2 separate regions of the Homo sapiens genome follow, and region 1 is linked to region 2. Evidence: chromatin contacts called from ENCODE Hi-C data. All regions are on one chromosome and are shown on one strand. Each heading gives the region's core, a stretch centred on a gene start or an enhancer-like site at or near the end of the contact. The rest is flanking DNA. Distances are from core to core; before and after follow the strand shown.

Region 1 (7,411 bases), core at 1,634-4,133, 2.9 Mb after region 2:
CCATCTCCTCCATCATCGTACACTCAACTCTATGATAGTAGGACCTTGCTTGTTTTGTTTATTGTCTAGTATTCCCGTGGAAAGCACTCAATATCTGATGAGTAAATAAATAAATGAGTTACTTCGGCATGTGTGAATGTGTAGGCAGGGGTGGGGTCTTTTATGCTTCTCAAGCAAGACCAGTAAGGATGTCTGGCCAATTCAATTTAGTTCAAGACAACTCAGTCTAGCAAACAGTTATTAATGAGTATTTATTATGCACTATTGGGCATGTCACAAAGTTGGAGAAGACAAGGCCTCTGCCCTGAAAGACGGTTGCCCTAACCTAACCTGTCACTGGCTGGCATCCTGCTGTTCACGAACAGATGGTTCAAAATCACAGTGCCACTGATGTGAGGACTTCAGGAACTGCCTGATGCCTTCACTTCCCCCTTGATACCTCATCTGTCCTCACTTCAGGTGTTTGCCCAGATTATGCCCGAATTTGCCACATTCGTTAGTATGAGAAAAGAACCGCATAATGACAGAATTCTCTAAAGAACATTCCAATTCCCCACTGCTATGTGCCCTTAGCCACTGGGAAACAAGCAATTTCCACATAAGATTACATTTATAGCAGGAGGTACAGAAAAAGCAGGAGTTAGAAAAAAATCTCAATTCTGTCATGTAATAACAGTTCGACCTCGGGCAAGTCTTGTTTTTTTGTGTATGTTCGTATAAGTAGAGATAACAAAGCCACACCACAGGTTTTTGTGAGTATTAATGCTATTAACAAAAAATAATAATGGCTAAGATATATACAATGCTTGCTTTATGCTAAGTATTGTCTAAGAGCCTATCTCGTTTAATTTTCCTAACAGTCTTGTGTGGTAGTTACTAATATTATCTCTCCTGTTATGAGTAAGGCTGGTGAGGCTTAAGGAACTTTCCCTTAGTTCCTTTTAGTTAAAAAGCAGAGGAACCCGAGTTTTATGTGGGTGGCTTGGCTACATAGTCTGTGCCCTTAATCATCTTGTTACCGTATGAGGTTGAGGTTAATTGAAGATTTTCATAAAATTTCTATTCTATTATTGGGGAAAAACAGCAAAATATTTTTTAAAGGGACTTATTTTATTTCACTTTAATTCTCTTGTTTTCCAGGACCTACAAAGGGAGTGTGCTGTAAAAAGTTTTCTTATTCTATAGAATAAATGGGTGCTGTTAGAAATAACATGGCATCTTTTATGCTATTTTTTTTTTTTGGATGAAGTCTTGCTCCATCACCCAGGCTGGAGTGCAATGACGTGATCTCGGTTCACTACAACTTCTGCCTCCTGGGTTCAAGTGATTCTCCTGCCTCAGCCTCCCAAGTAGCTGGGATTACAGGCATGTGCCACTATGCCTGGCTAATTTTGTATTTTTAGTAGAGATGGGGTTTCGCCATGTTGGTCAGGATGGTCCTGAACTCCTGACCTCAGGTGATCCACCTGCCTCAGCCTTCCAAGTGCTGGGATTACAGGCGTGATCCGGCACCATGTCCGGCAACATCCACTTTTCTAACATGTTCCCACAGCCTTACTTCTGTGGGTCTCAAGCTTTCTTCGTACAAAAATAGGGTTCCACTGTAATGAAACACATTGGGGGATATGAATATTTGGGTCAAAGTCTATGGCATGTAATTGACCTCCCTGGAGGTCAAATAACCAAATTCCCTTAATTACACCTGCTTCTAGGTAACTGAGGCTATTTATACATTCATATTGTATTCTTTCAAAGAGAAATTGGATATAGTGGCAGGAATATAAGCAGTATGCTGTAACTTTAGAAATGTATGCATATTTACATACTTACGCACTCTATAGCTTATATTATAGTATGATTTATTACAGCAAATGAGCCCATCAGCAAAGGGCAATTTTTATGAAATGGCAGCAGCATTTAAAAAGCTTAAACACTGTGGTTCATATTTAGGCCTCAACCTGTTTGAAGGCACATTCTGAAATGTAGGCATAAGGCCCTAAAAAGATGTGAAAATAGGCTGGGCGTGGTGGTTCACAACTGTAATCCCAGCATTTTGGGAGACCTAGGCAGGGTGATCACTTGAGGCCAGGAGTTTTAGACCAGCCTGGCCAACATTGAGAAATACCGTCTCTAGTAAAAATACAAAAATTAGCCAGGTGTGGTGGTGCATGCCTGTAATCCCAGCTACTTGGAAGCCTGAGGCACGAAAATCGCTTGAACCCGGGAGGTGGAGGTTGTAGTGAGCTGAGATCATGCCATTACATTCCAGCCTGGGCGACAGAGCAAGACTGTCTCAAAAAAAAAAAAAAAAAAAGGTAAAAATAAACGTGCATTAAGTAAATAAGATTACACATTTAGTGAGATAAAACATGAACATTTAGAGAAACTGATATTTGGAGTATATGCAATCTATGGCTGAGAACATAGAGAGAAAATGTCTCCTAAGTGATGTTCTGACTGATTTGTATTCCCCCGAAATTCACATGTTAAAGTCCTAGCCACCAGTACCTCAGAATGTGACTTTGTTTGGAGATAGGGCCTTTAAAGAGGTAATTAAGTTGAAATGAGTTTATTAGGGTGGGCTCTACTTTAATATGACTTGTGTCCTTTTAAGAAGAGAAGAGATTAAGACACAGACAAGCACAGGGGGAAGATCATGGGGAGAACACAGTCATTTACAAGCCAAGGAGAGACAGGCTTCAGAAGAAACCAAGTACCGACACCATGATCTCGTTCTTCTAGCCCCCAGAATAGTAACAAAATAAATGTCTGTTGTTTAAGCCACCTAGTCTGTGGTACTTTGTTATGGCAGTTCCCAGCAAACTAATACAAGTGGTTTTACCACTTCCCACTCCTTGATCTTTTTGCCCTTGTTTTTGAAGACACAAGTATTGTTTCAAGTTTTTCTTCTTGATTTGCCGGTGAATATAACATGATTCTCAGAATAGCCAACGAGGAAGTCACAAGGGTTTCATTTCTGTATTGAAGTGTTGGCTGAGTCAAGTTAGAAGCTGGGAGACCTTATATATTAAGTTTATCCTTGAACGGGAACAAAGGATAGGATGCTTATTATATTTGTAGATGACAAGAAACCAGAGAGCACAGTCAACACAAATCATCTTGATTGGCTGAATAGGAGTTAAGCTGAAGTAGAGGAAAATTCCAAAGAGAAAAATCTAAGTTCTTGAACTTAGATTCAAAAAAGTCAATTGCATAAGTGCAAGATGGGAAAGAAATAAACAGTGTATGTACTGAAAACAGTGTGAGTCAACTGAATGATGAGAATGCCCCTAAATTCAGTGTGTTTATAATCCATCAATTATAGAGCCATTGTTTCCGGTGTGTCTGGTAATAAAATGAGCTGCTTTAGGAGGTAGTAAGCTTCCCATTGCTGGAGGTGCCCAAGAAATAATTGGGCGACTGCTTCTTAGGGATGTGGCAGAGGATACATAGATAGCTTGAAGACACACCTGTGGTTGAAGTTAAACTCACATTAATTGTTTCCTGAGAAATTGAAGACCTTCTGTCCCCATGTAATTCTGAGTTTTTGGTATTGCGATTTTTAAATATTAGTAATTAGGAAAACTGGGGGAAGGAACTGGAGATAGCTCTGAAAGCCGATACCACTATTAATTTGCTTTTATCTCGAGTTATTGGTATCTTTTTTGAGAGAAGTCATTTATTTAAATGCGGATTTGGAAACACTGGTCCTTGTATTGACAGTGGCCAGCCTGACAACTTCAGTTATTGACTGAATTTGATTTATTCTGAGGTTAGTGTCTTAAATGGTGATACGTTGATCTTGGTTTCCCCTCCGACCTTTGTTGCTTTTAAGATAATCAGAAGCTGATCTATAAAACATGTGTTTGCCTGCATAGACTAGTGAAATCTTACACTGGGAAAAGTCCCCATTTTAATAAGCTTTAAACAAAAAATTCTACCTTACATGCTAATTAGAATCTAAATTCAGGTGTTAACCTCTTTAACTGAAAGTGCATGTTGAGTAATTGCAGGAAAGGGGCCAATTTCAGGCACAGCAGTAATTACTGAATTAGTAGAAAAGTTCAAGTAGGGCTTCAGATTTCAGATCATTACTGAGCTTTCTGAGGAACAGCTAATCCTGGAGTGATTGGGCTTCTCACACCTGTGTGTGCACTTGTTTGTGTGTGTGTGAGCGTGAATAAGTATAAAGGAAGTTCCATTTAAATTTCAAAGAAATAATCTTGCAAACAACCACAGAATTAGATACTAATATTTCTTGTTATTTAAAAATATAATTTTAATGACCTCTGAATTGACCTTTAATGCTTCCCTACTGATTTTAAAAATGAGGGGAAGTCTGGGTGCGGTGGCTCACTCCTGTAATCCCGCCACTTTTTAGGCCAAGGGTGGGTGGGGGGGGAGATCACGAGGTCAGGAGTTCAAGACCAGCCCGGCCAACATAGTGAAACCCCGACTCTACTCAAAATACAAAAAAAAAATTAGGCAGGCCTGGTGGTGGGCCCCTGTAATCCCGGCTACTCAGCAGGCTGAGGCAGGAGAATCACTTGAACCCGGGAGGCGGAGGTTGCAGTGAGCCAAGATCGTGCCATTGCACTTCAGCCCGAGTGACAATGTGAGACTCTGTCTCAAAAAAAAAAAAAAAAGGAAAAAACCCCAGAATCTGTTCTATCTGATAAAATAACTTTGTTCTTAAAATTTAATCCCCGAATGTCCTGGGAATCAGCCTTTAATATGCTAAGAAGCATCTACCTCTTATATATACTCTACACTGAGGGCCTCATTGAATCTGGTTATCGCCAAAGGTTAATTAAGCTCTTAAACCTACTGTATACATTACATGATTTAATAATCATATGAAAGGACATCATGGGACGCAATGAGTAATGACAGGTAATGATGCTCCAGTGATATCCCCATCTTTGGTTGATGGTAGATGAAGCAATGTGAATAAGAGTTATGAACCTCATCACAGTATCAAGCTAAAGAAGTTAGCTGTGCTTTATCAGAATCAGAGAGTAAAGTAAGAAGTAAAGTGACAAAGGAATCAGTAAGCAGGACATTTTACTCAATGAAAAGGAGGAAGTTCCAAGGATGATGGTGAAGGGGGATTGTAAAGGGTGGATGACAGCTGTGCAGCAGGCCACAGGAATTATCCATCCAGATTGTAGCGGGCAGCAGGCTCTAAGAGAATGAAATTAAGATGAACTTGATAGCATCCATGATGTGCTTAAATACACTGGAAAAGATTGAGACAATAGGAGAGTGTGTGAAGATATATTGGTGATAAATATCTATAAAAATACACCAAGCTGAAACAAAAAGGTAAATGAAAAGAGAGAACCATTAACTAAAGAGAAAACAAAAAGTTATGAAAGATGCTATGGAAATAAATGAAAGATATCTTTACCTCCTACTATGGTATGATCAATATATCCAGGTTATATTGTTAAGTTAAATGCTTCCATTTTCCTATATATTAGTTCTTTCTCGCACTGCTATAAAGAACTACTTCAGACTGGGTAATTTATAAAGAAGAGGTTTAATTGGCTCATGATTCTGTAGGCAGTACAGGAAGTATGGCTGGGGAGGCCTCAGGAAACTTACAATAATGGTGGAGGGGGAAGTAGACATGTCTTATGTGGCCAGAGCTGGATGAAGAGAGAGAAGGGGGAGGTGCTACACACTTTTAAACAATCGTATGTCATGAGAACTCACTCATATCATGAGAACAGCAAGGGGGAAATCTGCCCCCATGATCCAATCATCCTCCACCTCTTCCAAAATTGGGGATTACAAGTCAACATAAGATTTGGGCAGAGACACAAATCCAAACCATATCACCCTAATAATATCCGTTTGATTATATTAAAATTAAAACAAGCAAAAACTCATCTGAGAGGGAGGTTAAAAATAAAAATAAAAACAAGAAAAATACAATTCATAAGATAAATTTAAGGCAAGGGAGGCAATAGCCAGAAATTTTAAAATATATATTGCTTTATAGATTTGATTTTGGAACCAAGTTAACATTCTACTTAATTACTAAACAAAATTAATTTTTAAAATACAATCCCTAAAAAGCAAAATAAAATGAAACAAATGAACCTCACTGTGTAGCCAGTGAATGGCATTATCTCACAGAGGAAAACCGTTCCGAATGGCTTTTACAACACAGTTATTTGTCTATGTGTTCTTAGTGGCATATATTCTAAGGAGAATTATTTTCAATAATTATAACTGTTTTCAATAATTATATTAGCAGTAGTAGTATTGGTATTGCTACTCTGAGACTATTGTATAATTATGTTGGTATCAACTGGAATATTCAGTTAAAAAAAGACAAATATGCAAGATCAATGAAGTTGAGAAAAACCTTGAATCTGTATTGACAGTATCAACATAAACTTGTATTTTATCATTATATATCTGTATCACATATATGTTACATATACATATCTTTTATCTGTTCACTGTTCACTAGAAAAAAATGATCAACCCAGTAGCAATAAGCACCACTCATGCTCATACCATGGTATCTAAATATAATTTCCCAGTAAAATGGAAGACCAGAGCTCTTTGGAGAGAAATGTCCTACTCCAGGTCTAAAGTAGGAAATGTACAAGATGACCCTGGAACATCTTGTCATATTAGAAAACAAGGCAGCTATCAGAGATTACTGAGGTTCTGTCAGGACTTAGGAGCCAACTTGAAGAGGCCTCTGCTGGCAGACATAGGAATAATTTGAGTATATACGATAAGGGTAATAGCAATAAATAGAAATATATCTAATATGGTCATGCTATGGTTTCATAAGCGGTATTATTATTATTATAGTAATTATTTAGTAGCTCACCTAGTAATCTGTCTCTCCATTGAAGTTCTATGATACTTACTGCCTGTAACACTCATTTGATAAGGAGTGATATACCACCTTTTTTTCAATAATAGTTTACCTGTTGTATGCCTTTTAAAAATTGGCTTATCTCTTAAAAATTGTATCTATTGCCGGGTGCAGTGGCTCACGCCTGTAATCCCAGCACTTTGGGAGGTCGAGGTGGGCAGATCACCTGAGGTCAGGAGTTTGAGACCAACCTGACCAACACGGTGAAACCCTGTCTTTACTAAAAATACAAAATTAGCTAGGCATGGTGGCGCATGCCTGTAATCCCAGCTACTAGGGAGGGTGAGGCAGGAGAATCGCTTGAACCCAGGAAGCCGAGTGAGCCAAGATCATGCCATTGCACTCCAGCCAGGGCAACAAGAGCAAAACTCCATCTCAATAATAATAATAATAATAATAATAATATCTATCTATGAAAAAAATCAAAATATGGCAAAAGGTGTTTAAAAAAACTATTTCTTCACTCACACATTCCTAATCTCTTATAATTATCCCATCTATCTTTAA
Region 2 (7,230 bases), core at 4,669-7,168:
GCGAGACTCTGTCTCAAAAAAAAATAAATAAATAAAGATAATTATATATGTGTATAGCATACAAGTGGGTTTGCCCCCAAGTTAATGATTTGTTAGGGGCTTTATATGGCTAATAATTAAACCTTTAGAACCCTGGCTTCTTTTTTCAAAGTGAGTCTTAGGCTATAAAACTGAACATTCCGTAGGAATAAATGAAGAAAGCTAATACAGTCTTGGAGTTGAGATTAATCATGCTAACAGACTCTGCTTGAATGGTAAAGACAGGCAAAGGAAGACCCTGTATCAAACAACTGTACTGGACAGCAAGGTGATGAGAGTACGTACTGGGGAAAGGGGGAAAACGTAAAAATAAAACCAGAAGAGGCCTTTAGGAACCAATGATGACACATGTCAAGAGCTGCGAGATATAATTAACTCAACTCTCTGCACCTGAGGGCAAAACAAAACCACATAATGGGAACTTAAAGGAGGCAACATATTATGTCTTCCCCTAAATACCAGAGAAAACAATTGACCATCAAAATACTTCCGACATACAATCAAAAAGCAACACAATAATCAGTCTTTGGGATCAAAACAAAACAGAAAAGACTTAACACCCACAGTAAACAAAGTGGAGAAAGTTATAGTGCACAACAGAAGAAACACCTGTGTAACAGTCTTCTACCATACTCTCTTATTACTAGAGATTTTCAAGCAGATAATAAATAATCAAATCAGTGATGACCCGGGAAGACATCATTCACTGGGTTTTGTCCTTGATTATCTCCCAGGTCTCTTTTCTCCAAAAAAGGAAATTATTTAACTTTATACAGACAAATGTCTAGAATAAAAAGAAATATTGTACCGTCTCTTGCTAACCAAAGTTTAATTTTCCATTTGTTCTTAGGTAATATTACCCTTTAAAATGGTCCTTTCCACTAGCTATTCAACATGGAGGTGAAAGCTTTAAATCTTAAAAACCAGTATTAGTTTACGCTAATGGGCTAAAATAAATCAGAGTATGTTTATTATGAATGAAGGATAGGGCTCAATATTGCAATGTCATTTTATTCTCACCACAAAAAGATACCTGTGTTTTCCTTACCAGTGATAGGATATATAAGAGTTAGAAGTCAAAAATGGAAAGCATAAGAGTCATGCACAGAGGTCACCTCGAAATGATGCAAATTATATTAGCTTCTAAACAATTTTACACTGAATTGAGTTCGGTACATCATGGGTTTTTTTGTTTGTCTGAGACAAAGTCTCGCTCTGTCACCCAGGCTGGTAAATAGTGGTTTAAATACTTGTTCTTCTTAAGACTACAGGTTCAGATGCCAGCATAGATCATTTACATTTGCCTACAAAGACTGGTAAGCTATCGCATGCCACACAGCTTAGTGTAACAGGTTGAGATCCAGTCTACAAAAAGTGATACTTATTTTTAAAGTAAAAACATAAGGCTTTTAATCAAACAAATTCATAGTTAGTTGTTCTCTAAGCCATCTTGGTATTCCAGGCACAGTCATATCTGGAGAGACAACTGCTAAATAGCCAGAGCCCTGAAATGTTCACCCTACTCAATGCCTGGTTTTCTTTTCTCCCTTTACCTGATAATGAGCCTGGGCTTGCTGTGCAGAGTTCAAGGTGACATTGCAGAGTTTGCAGTACAGGGGCTTACATAGCTCCTCCAGGGCACAGTCTTGCTCCCCTCCCTTCGATAACTCTTCTTCCCCTGCAAGAGGCAAGGAAGCCTCCTGCCCAAAAGGCTTCTGTGGTGGAAGCTGCAAGGTTCCTGTAGACCTGGTGGCCACTGACATAGGAGGCGAGGGTGAGGGCTGCTTAGGTGGAGGAAGCACGGCGTGTTGCAAGAGGATCATTGGGTAGGGAAGCCTGGGGCATAATCCAGTGGGTGATGAGAAGCAAGGTCTTCAAATCTGAATCAACAGCAAAAAAACAGAAAAAAAAACTCACTTGAAAATCAGACTTCAGCAAGATAACATGTAAATGACAACATAATCTGACCCTTTCTTCTACTTCTCCAAACCCATCTTTGGGACTTCTTTCCTTTGGCCTCATTTAGCAGACTTCCCCTGCCTGTTAATTCATGTTAACACGGTGCTCTTCCACTGAGAATGGCTTTATAGATTTGGCTTTATTTTGCTTGGCACAGTTCCAACTGCTATCCCTTTGGCCCGTGAACATTAACAGCATTGCATCCACGGCTAAATCTAAAAGTCACATGGCTGAAATGGACATCAAATGTCACCTAGTCCAGACCCCTTCCCTCAGGCACACTTACACTTAAACACTCTTAATGATAATCATGCACAGACAAAAACACCACGAGCTGTCCAGGTGTGGTGGCTCACGCCTGTAATCCCAGCATTTTGGGAGGCCAAGGTGGGCAGATCACCTGAGGTCAGGAGTTCGAGACCAGCCTGTTCAAGACAACATGGTGAAACCCCGTCTCTACTAAAAATACAAAAATTAGCCAGGTGTGGTGGCGAGTGCCTGTAATCCCAGCTACTCAGGAGGCTGAGGCAGGAGAATCGCTTGAACCGGGGAGGCAGAGGTGGTCGTGAGCCGAGATCGTGCCATTGCACTCCAGCCTGGGTGACAGAGCAAGACTGTGACTCAAAAAAAAAAAAGACCACCAGCTAAAAATCTTAGCAAACATATCTTCCAACCAACCAATATCAAAAAGAGTGTATAAAAGAATATCATCTTGCAGAATTCTTAAAGCACTTATAGAACTAGCTAAAATTTCAGGGAACTCTAGGAGTAGCCTAAAGTATGACAGAAATAAATAAAATATGTTCCTTCTGATCAACTAGCAATATTTAAGTAGTTGAGCAAATGTATAGCAGAGGTGGCAAACAGCCTGTGGGCCACATACAGCCACAGATGTGCTGTTTGGAATATACAGTTTTGTTTTCATTTTTTTAAGTCGAATTAGTTGTTAGCATTTAAAAATCAAGAGATTCATGGCTTCTCTTGAAAAAGGATGATCTGGCATCACTTGGCCCACATTCCTATATGGGACGCAATTAGCTAGTTAGTGCTCAGAGGCACTGTGCCCTCTAGCGAGGCCTGCCTTCTCTGGGACACCTCAGTCCCCACTCAGCTGCTGCCTGTACTTGTTACTTGCCTGTTCTCTGTGAGCTCTTGAGTTTACAGCCCTGCCTCATACAGCCTTAGATTATATTCATCAGCCCCTGTAAAACCCAAATTTTTCCTCCTTCTCTAGGTAAATTACCTACACAAAATAAGGTATCAAGGAAATGTCCAATGGAGTAATGGATCACACCACCATAAGCCACAGTATAATTCCAGTTCCTCAATCTTGAGGCTATTTCCCTCCTCCTTCTTAACAAATAACTGATAGTCTCTATTATAATTCCCTCAGAAAAGACCCAAAATGTTCCTCTCCCTCTTCAATCTTTATCCATAATGTCTCCTGCCTCCCCCCCAGATGGCGCCGTCTAACCCTGAGTGTCTCAAAATGAACCACAGTACACCCTTTGAGTTCCCAAGATTCTAATTAACCCAAATTAGAATCCTTATTTCAAAATCCACAATTCCCTCCACTCTCTCAATACAGTATTATTAAAACCTCTTCTCTTGGTCAATAGAATATGGCTATTTTAAGCTGCTGAAATTTTCCATCTGCAATGGAAATGTGTACATTATGGCAATAATAGAATTACTAAAATGAATCAAGTAAATTTTGAAAAGTTAAAGTCTATTTTACCATATTTGATAACTACACAGCACCTGAAAATCAAGTAACAACTTTCAGACGAAATTTGGGGTGGGGAGGCAACAAAGGAAATCAGCGTGATGGGAAAATAATGTAGTTAAGGACAAAGTGCATAAGTATTAGTCATAGAATTTAACAATACTTCTCATTAATCACAAAATTTAGAAAAATGATAATATTATTTAATTTTTAAGCAGAAGTGTACTGCCCATATCTCTGGGAACATAAAAGAAAAGCAATATAGAGTTTTAACATTTAAAAAGTCAGGTTCTCTGTAATGGTATTATTTCTCTTAATTGAATCAAGCAAAGATAGTCCAGAAAGCAAAGACAGATATGGTCATTTTAGAAAACGGAACTAAGTAGACAAAGAACAGCTTTTAAAAAGTTTAACTACCTAATAATAATAATTCATAATGTTGAAAAGCTACTGATGTCAAATTGCCACAAACATTCTGCTAGTTCATTAGTGAAAAGGTGGGGGGGGGTGTCAAAACCTCTGGATAAAGGAAATCAGCAATATAAACAGAAAATCAAATGCTACCAATTGCCTAGGCATGTCTGGACTTGTTTTATGAAAGCTCACTTTCACTTGAGGAAATTCTAGCATGTGTCTCCCCCAGTGTTATCTACAGGTTTCCCTCAAAATAAAGATCCTTCTCAAAGAACAGAGGCACAAAAGGCCTCCTACCAGAGGTGACAGTTACCTGATTTAAAGAAAAAATTCTTGCCAAACACAGATTTACCCATTATCACATTTGATCTTTACAATTTTTAAAGAGTAGCTTGATATCCCAAATTTATTTCTTGTTATATTTAACAATCAACACAATGTCGACTCCTCAAAAAAATCTATGTATGACAATTGCATCAAATATTAGTACATTTGCAAACAAAAATTAGTATAAAATATAAATCTTAAAATGAATAAAACCAAGTCTTCAGTGAATGCATGAATGATGGAATACAGAGACCCAAAACATGCAACTCAGATCTGTTCAACTGTTGCATTGGTTTAAAAGGGACTAATTTGAAGACTGGCATAAATATTCTTCAAATCTTAAAAACCAGTCACTTTGATGCTTGCGATGGCATAAATGAAGGATTTATGCTGGTTAATGTCCTGGTTTGGAAAGGAGCTAAGACGACATTAAAGAAAATCAAAGCTTCACAAGGTACCCTGTTTAAAGAAAATTAATTGTCATAGCATACTTAGTTTTAATGATTGGACTGGGGCCTACTCTTCACATACTGTGTTAAAGACAATCTCTTGTCTCATTTGGAGAAATCTACAGAGGAAAGAGAATAGAATAAAGGAACAGGTTAGGAGCACCTCAGCAAACTAGGTAAGTCTGTAATTGGGAATTCTGGAAATGAGGGAAAGGCAGCGAGCATTACTCAGAGGTCATCAGAACGCAGCAAGAAGGAATGAGAGGGAGAAAAGTTAAAAAAAATAATAATAATAATCACTTGAGGCAAGGTGTATCCTATAAAGAAGGCTCAAAAGAACGCAGAAAACTGGGGAAGAGGCCTTGGTGAATTGGCGAATGTTTTTCAGTCTCCGCTGTGACGGTTCCTAATCCTAGAGAACTGTTTACAGATTTGAATCAAAGCTACAGACAGTTCAGCGTCGCCCACATCCACCTTACATTCCTAAGATGTGCATGCATACACACGAACCCACACACGCACCTCAACCCGGTATGGATGCCATCACGAAGGATGGAATCCCCCGACTCCCACGGGGCGGGGGCAACTGAGAGGGCCAAGGCAGCTGCACGCACAGATGATCCACCTGGTCCACGTGAAATGCCTGAAACAAGCAAACTGATAAATAGAAGCAGCGCAAGCCCTGTCACGTGGAGGGCAGATGGAAAGAGCATCGGAAAGGAACCGCTAGTCCCCGGCGCTCCAGGGGCTCGTCCTGAAAGCTCCGCGGCTCCCAATCGCCCGCACTTACCGGAACCCCCGGGACGCGCCGGCAGTCTCCGCGCCGCGTCCGCCCGGGACGCCCGCGACGCCCGCCCTGCGCGCCCGGCTCGGCCCAGCTCGACCCAGCCTCTTCTCGGAGCAACTTTCTCCGCCGGCCGCCGCCGAGCCCCCTCCGCAGCCGAAGGCTGACTGTCAAAAGTCAGTCCAACCCGACCCACAGGGAAACAGCTGCAGGAAGTGACTGCGGAACCGGGAGGCGGTGGAGGAGGAGACTGAGGGCGCCGGCTCGGCGTCGCCACTGCGCATGTGCTTGGCGGAGCAGGCCCGGCAGCGGTGGCAGCGGTAGCAGTGGCGGCTCCCGCATCCCCGGCGGGCGGCGCGTGGGTCAGGTGCCCTGGCCGCGAGCGCAGGGGCGCGGGGTTAGGCCGGCGTGGGGAACAAAGGCACGAGTGAGAGGCGGGAGGGTCCCGCCGCCAATCTCAGCAGACAGCCCCGAAGAGCAGTTCAGCAGATGCCCTGGAAAGTTAATCCTTGGTAGAAGCCTGGGCAGAGCTTTTGCAACTTTCATCTCCAGTCATTGGGATCCAAACATTGTTCATTCTGTTCCTCCCTTAGCCTGCTGGTTGGCGGTTAAGGCGGCTGAGTGGATCCTTTAAACTGCTGCAACAGAACCTTTAAACTGCTGCTCTCCCCACTTCCGCCCCAGGATGGAGGAAGAAGAGCGTGGCTGCCTGCCCAGTATCGGCCTCCCTCACACAAAACGCCCCCACCCACCCACACACACACCTTCCCTCCCCTACACGAAAGTGAGCAGGAGATAGAGGAGACTTTCTCCTGACCCCCAGAGGCTCACCTGCAAGACAGGAAGGACCAGGAAAAGAGTGGCCAACGCTAGGATGTCACATCCTTCATAACCAACCTGGACATCTTCAATGTTAACACTGAGTGATGAGCTGAGGAAATTCCGGCTCTAAACTTATAGCGTAAATTAACTCGTATGAAGATCTGCTGGGGTATTATTTTTGTGTGTGGCAAACGATAACAAATATACTACTTTAAGAGTACAGGCCGGGCGCGGTGGCTCACGCCTGTAATCCCAACACTTTGGGAGGCCGAGGCGGGTGGATCACGGGGTCAGGAGATCGAGACCATCCTGGCTAACACGGTGAAACCCAATCTCTACTAAAAATACAAAAATATTAGCCAGGCGTGGTGGTGGGCGCCTGTAGTCCCAGCTACTCGGGAGGCTGAGGCAGGAGAATGGCGTGAACCCGGGAGGCGGAGCTTGCAGTGAGCCGAGATCGCGCCGCTGCACTCCAGCCTGGGTGACAGAGCGAGACTCCGTCTCAAAAAAAAAAAAAAAAAAAGTACAGTTCAGTGGCATTAAGTACATTTGCATTATTGTGTGGTTATTTTTTAAAACACGAATTAAAATGCCAAGGAGATCTAAGTATAGTAAGATGTGCCCTATTAGTAGGGAAACAACTGCAGGAAATCAAGGCTGTTTCTTTGGCTGAAAAATGCACCAATCCAATACCAACAACAACAAACCAT

Evidence for each region. A loop is a pair of places that touch in the nucleus more often than their neighbours do. Pooled maps may share reads with other maps.
Region 1: a loop to region 2 is called in a map with no recorded cell type, with 8 times the contacts of the local background. The contact joins the enhancer-like site here to the promoter of ZMAT3 in region 2. A Hi-C loop is called at or near these places in 2 of 37 single-sample maps with no recorded cell type and 2 of 50 pooled maps.

The regions. Positions count from the first base shown.
Region 1 is chr3:181,929,393-181,936,803 of GRCh38, forward strand. No RefSeq gene overlaps it. Among named protein-coding and RNA genes, the nearest start is that of LINC01206, 19 kb to the right of the region's middle. Within about 2 kb of position 2,884, at least 2 of the 41 ENCODE cell types and tissues checked have a DNase peak (open chromatin) inside an H3K27ac peak, as active enhancers do.
Region 2 is chr3:179,065,891-179,073,120 of GRCh38, forward strand. It overlaps ZMAT3 (zinc finger matrin-type 3), which reads right to left and starts at 5,919. Exons shown (of 6, transcript NM_022470.4): 1 at 5,705-5,919; 2 at 1,593-1,919. The coding sequence starts at 1,862. RefSeq lists silencers at 5,646-5,795, 5,936-6,345.